Regions from separate parts of the Homo sapiens genome. Here region 2 is linked to region 1. The links are chromatin loops, found by intact Hi-C in ENCODE. Cell type or tissue: CD4-positive, alpha-beta T cell. All regions are shown on one strand. Each heading gives the region's core, and the rest is flanking DNA. Links, peaks and the distances in the headings are about the cores only.

What was found. Peaks named below come from ENCODE experiments on the same cell type or tissue, not always from the same donor. Only the 100,000 strongest peaks of a DNase experiment are listed, where the experiment ranks them.
Region 2: a loop joins it to region 1, with 2.4 times the contacts of the local background. A loop is called at or near these places in 68 of 110 quality-filtered maps.

Annotation. Positions count from the first base shown.
Region 1 is chr10:22,310,782-22,313,705 of GRCh38, forward strand. No RefSeq gene overlaps it. Among named protein-coding and RNA genes, the nearest start is that of COMMD3, 4.1 kb to the right of the region's middle. In CD4-positive, alpha-beta T cell, for the core only: no CTCF peak of the experiment used is centred there; no DNase peak of the experiment used is centred there.
Region 2 is chr10:22,257,821-22,260,744 of GRCh38, forward strand. LOC105376447 (a long non-coding RNA gene) reads right to left here and starts at 724. Exons shown (of 2, transcript XR_001747390.3): 1 at 1-724. It overlaps LOC100130992 (a long non-coding RNA gene), which reads left to right. Exons shown (of 1, transcript NR_038921.1): 1 at 1-728. In CD4-positive, alpha-beta T cell, for the core only: no CTCF peak of the experiment used is centred there; a DNase peak (open chromatin) is centred at 1,661.

The sequences.
Region 1 (2,924 bases), core at 221-2,720:
TCCCACAGCATAGGCCCATTTGTTCCATTTTTTGCTGGAATTCGTGAAACCAACCCAAACTCCAATTTCTAAGGTATGAAAAAACACAGAGATTCCAAATCCAGACCTAAAAAACGAAGAGACTCTGTTAGACATTCTCTGCTGTTGTAGTCTAAATGTAGGACATCTTGAAACTGATTAGATTCTGGACAAAACAGATGATCTTTCAGTCTTTTCCAAGCCTTACTAATGAAGCTTAGTTGAATTCATTGTAGCTAAAAGAATCTTGGATTGTGTCACAGAAAATAAACACTAAATAAGCTTTCTGTGACACTTCTCAGGTCCTTTCTCTCTTCCTTCCTCTTCCTCTTTCCCCCCTTTCTCTCTCTTCTTCCCTCCTTCCCTCCCTCTTTTTAAAGATATAAAACAATTTAAAGGACTGTCTGTGTACACATGGAAGAATTAGATACAGTCATCAATGTAAACTTGTTTCATGTCTCTTCTTCACTTTACCCTCCTACAGCTAAGCCATGGGCCATCCTGGCTGATACCAGATCAATGATATAGGAAACTGAAGTGGTGACGTTTATAATTTTAGTACAGAAAAAAAAATCAACCTGCTGTTGAGGAGGTAACTGTGCTTATTATCTAAATGGTCTATTTGATGGAATTTATTAGGTGATTGGCCAGTTCCTAATTTTCATATAAATTAACTGGTGAAGATAGAAATTATGTGATTTAAGAATTGAACTTGCTTTTTATAATCCATACAAAAGATAAGTGAATCATTTAAATCACTTACGGAATTTAAAGGAAAATTATTTTTTATTTGTCTGTGCAGAGAAATTCTAAGACACATAATGCAACCTGTTCTTTTCTCATTAAATGTTACATGGAGTATGACTGCTTTCTTTCATTTCTTCCTAACTTCCTTCCTTTAACTTAAAATTTGCCTTCATCTTTTGCCAAATTACATTTGTTTATTTTCATTTCTTTTTTACAAATCGATTTCTCATTTCTTCTTAGATGAAGACTTCACAATTTTGGTCTTTACAACTCAGATATTCCCCATGTGACATTAACTGCTTTGCTTAAAAATAAGGGATCAAACTTCCTAAAATACGTTTCAACATGCTACGCTGAAGTCCTAAAGAGTAGACATGACTTTTCTAATATCCACGAAATCCTTTTAAAACTGTGGACTGGTTAGATACAAAGATTTGATATTTAAAGTTATAATTTCATTCTTAGGTCTGCTCCTTTAATTTTGCCATTATCTTATACTCACTCAAGTAGCTAACAAAATCATGGCATGACAACACTGATGACAGCTCCCAAATTTCACTTTAGAAATTAAATAGTATTTTCTTGCCAAGATTTTGACTACAGAGTTTCTTATTTGCAAAGTTTAACAAAATTATGGTTTTCTAGGCCAAGGTGTGCAGATTACTTGAGGTCAGGAGTTTGAGACCAGCCTGGTCAACATGGCAAAATCCTGTCTCTACTGAAAATACAAAAATTAGCTGGGTGTGGTTGCATACACCTGTAATCCCAGCTACTTGAGAGGCTGAGGCATGAGAATTGCTTGAACCCAAGAGATGAAGGTTGCGTGAGCTGAGATCATGCTGCTGCACCCAAGCGACAGAGTGAGACTCTGTCTCAAAAAAAAAAAAAAAAAAAAAAAAGAAAAAATTACGGTTTTCTAATTTCAGGAAATGTTGTGAGATCTTATATAATAAACTCAATTTCTCAGTAGCATGATAATTTGACTTTTTAAAACTTAGATTTAAAATATTTAATTTTTCTTATATTTTGAAGTTTTATGTTTTATATTTCCCAGATAAAACTTACGAAAATGAAATATTTAAAATGGTACCGGCCGGGTGCAGTGGCTCACGCCTGTAATCCCAGCACTTTGGGAGGCCAAGGTGGGCGGATCATCTGAGGTCAGGAGTTCGGGAGCAGCCTGGCCAACATGGAAAAACCCCCATCTCTACTAAAATAAATAGATAAATAAATAAATAACATAAAATGGTACTAAATGATGACAATATTAAATAGAAATTGTACTATTTACCATTTAATATAAATTTATTCAAAAAAGTTTTAGGGGAAAAATACAAAACACTTGTGCCAAATCATAAGCGTAAGTTATCTGTTTTAGAGAACACTGTATCATTAATTTTAAACCCTGTGGTTACAGTTTATTTAATGTAATTTGTATTTCATTTCCCTCACACATTTTTAAATCCACATATGCAAATTAAACTATACAATGTGAGAAAAGGTTATATTTGTCCATATCAATTATTGCAGCAATGACTGTTTAGAAATAATTAGGGATTGGATTACATGTTTAAATTGAAAATAAAAGCTTTACTGTCCCCTCTGAATACTCAGTTTGGTGTCTCACAGTGTGATATAAGATGCAATTTGAGACCACTGAACTCTGTGATCATGAATGTGCAAAAACTTGACCATTCAAATTCCAAGTCACAAACTATGCCTTGCCAAGTTATTTAATAAAAGAATATAGACAGGTTTTATAAACTTCACTGAAACAGTTTTTGACTTATACTCTCAAGTGTCATATATAACTCAGTTAAATACTCCTTCCAACTGTCCATTTGTGGTTAAAATAGCTTTAAAACAGTAAAGACTATTTTCATTAACAAATATCTCAGAGTTTAAAGTAACCATCAAAGCATCGGTGTTAGGGAACACAGAGAGAATGGTTTCTTATTTAGAGGTAGTTTCTAAAGTGTTCTAAACTTTCTTCTCTGTAGCATATGAGCAGGCAGGGATAAAACAGATCCCCACTAGAATATATAATAAATATATAAGCCAGTTAAAACTAGTCTTTGTCTCGATGGCACTTAAACTTATTATTTTTTCTCCCCATGGAGTTCCATGAGCTCTTCAATCTAAAGGAATATCTTCCTTCA
Region 2 (2,924 bases), core at 103-2,602, 53 kb before region 1:
GTAGGCTCAGATTTATTTTTTCCTAACAAACTGGTTCTAGTCCACTCAAGATTCTATCCAAAAAGCAGTATTTAGCACTTTTCAGGCTAATTCCAAACAAACGAAGATTAACAGATCATCAGTTTAGCTTCACACATGAAATTGAAAAATGAATTGCTGGTCAAAATGCTAAAAACACAAATGTGAAATTTATATGTGTTCCTTGTTCCTAAATATTGAAAAAATATCAACTAATCATCAAGTTTGCCAAAGCAAAAAAAAATTGAAATATAATTCCTAGTTAATTGGTTTACCATTCATTATTACTTCTCTTTGAATTCAGTAACTTATCAATGATTAAAGATGTGCTTCAACAAGTTAATTCTTTAAGTTCAAATAACTGGAAACCATTTTCTCAATGGTGCAGCATTTCTTAATGTCAGTTCAAGATGTTTGGAGACATATTGCTGATTTTAGAAGCTGATGTGTGCTGATTTATGAAGGAATTGTTTAGCTTGTACTCTGGGCTCTGATCAAGGGAGATACACTCTCAGATACAGCCTGGCATTTAAGGGTACCTCTTTCCTAGCTGATTATCTGCTTCCTGAGTTCAGTTGTAATAGCTTGCGAGCTTCTCCCATCCCATATGACTGGATTCTGATTTCTTATTTTCTGATAGCAGGGTAAACTTTGTTCTCCCTTATTACTAAACGTTGACTTGACAAATAAATAGACCTCCTGCATTTTAATGTTTGTCTGTTTTTGAAAAGATTCTCATCTGTTTCTCTGATCACAGCCTCCCGATCCCATTGCATGCAAACCCAGTGGCTCAGCAAACAGTCAATGCTATTTCTTCTGGTAGCGTGACCATCTGACCACCTGCCCCTCAGTAAGAATAGGGACTTGTCCTCTGTTGACAGGGTTTCCCTCTCAGCTGTGCCTGATGCCAGGCTGTCTAGGAATGGGAGTTCCAGCAGAACAGACCAGGAAAAATAGTGCCTTTGCAGTACCTCACAGTTGTGCTAGAACTTCTCTCAATTTCCCTTATTAACTAGATTAAAAATGAGTAATATTTTTTCAGCTTGTTTGTTGCCAAAGATTACCTTCCACCACCAGTTTATCTGAGAACATGGCCAATTAGTCCATCTTTTTTTTTTTTTTTTTTGAGACAGGGTCTTGCTCTGTCACCCAGGCTGGAGTACAGTGGTGCAATCTTAGCTCACTGCAGTCTGCAACTCCTGGGTTCAAGCAATCCTCCCACATGAGCCTCCGGAGTAGTTGGGACTAGAGGCACTTGCCACCACACCTGGCTAATTGTTTTTTGTTTTAAATTTTTTGTAGAGATGGTGGGCGGGGGGGGTCTCGCTATGTTGCCCAAGCTGGTCTTGAACTCCTGGCCTCAAGGAATCCTCCTATCTCTCTCTGCCTCCAAAATGGCTGTGATTATAGGCATGAGCCACTGTGCCCAGCATGGTCCATCTTCAGCTGAAAGGAAATAGAGGAACTATCTCCCGCATATTCCCATTTTCCCAGGGCTGTGCTAGCCCTGGCAATGACTGGTAAATTCTCTTCTTAGGATTAGATTTCTGGGTGGTAGAATATGAACACTAGAAAGGTCTGGACAAAGGCATCAGCATCCTTGGCCTCGTCTTGGCCTTTAAGCTTAAAAACTGTAGGGAGCACTGTGACTCTATCTTTACTAGTATTAGGTCCCCTAATCCTGGGCCACTGGCTTTGGCCCTGTGGCAGCTTTTGCTGAATTGCAGCACATCTTTGAAGCATCTCTACCAGCCATACAATTATAGAGAGCCAACGCTAGACTGTGTTTTGCATAGAAACTGAAATATATGTTAGTGCTTTAATTTATCATCATGTTTTCTGCCACACAGATCTCTCTGTTTTTACCAGTACTCAATACCTCTCTAAAGGATTCTTAATTAAATAAATGGTTGGCAGGGCCTAACCTTACCACTGAGTATTCTGCTTCCTTGAAGATGTGGTTTGGTCCTCTTGTTCTCAGATTTACCAGCTGTAATCGATTCAGATGGAGGTGTGGGGAAGACCTACTTCCTATACCTGTTTTTAAAATCTACTTTTCTAAAATGTAACATTACTTCATGTATTCCTTTTAACAAGTTTATGAGGAGGGTGTTATCAAACCTATTTTATACCAATGCAAGCATTTGTTCTCAGCTAAACTAACAACTCACATTTAGCCAGGTCTTGTACAAAGTGTGCAAAGTACTTTAAATTCAAAAACTCTGGGAAGTAGGTAAACTATTAGGACATTTTACAGAGGAAGACAGGCTTGGCATCATTAATAAAGTGACAGATACTTACAGATGTTACTGATGGTCTCCATGTTGTCAAATCCAGAGGATTCTTCCCTGTCATGGTCTTACTTAACCACCTAGCACCAGGCAACCCTCTTTGACTGACACCACAACTGCTCGCTCTTTTTTCCTATCTCCTTGATCTTTTTTTCTGTCTCTTTCTTCTTCTTCTTCTTTGTTTTTTTTTTTTTTTAACCAACTCTAAAGGAAGCAGCTCCTTAAGACAGTCGTGGTCTTCTTCTCCGTGTTCTCCACCCTCTTTCCATGGATGTCCCCAAACATTCTCATAGCTTCTATTACAATCTGTATGCCTACAATAACAACACTTATGCCTCTTTCACAAATCTCTTCTCTGAGCATCAGTTAATGATCCAACAATCTACCTGAAGCTACAACCACCTGGTAGATGCTTCAGAAGTGTCTAAAAATCACATAATATTCCAAAGCTGAATCCTTGACCTTCTGCCTACAATGCAGTGATGGCATGGCATCACCCTTTATCTGGCTGTGTAAGTCAGAAACCTAGAAGTCATTCTTCTCTTTAAGATGCCTGTATCTGATCCATCAGCAAGTTCCAGCAATTTCATTCCAAATATATCCTATCTTTCTAAT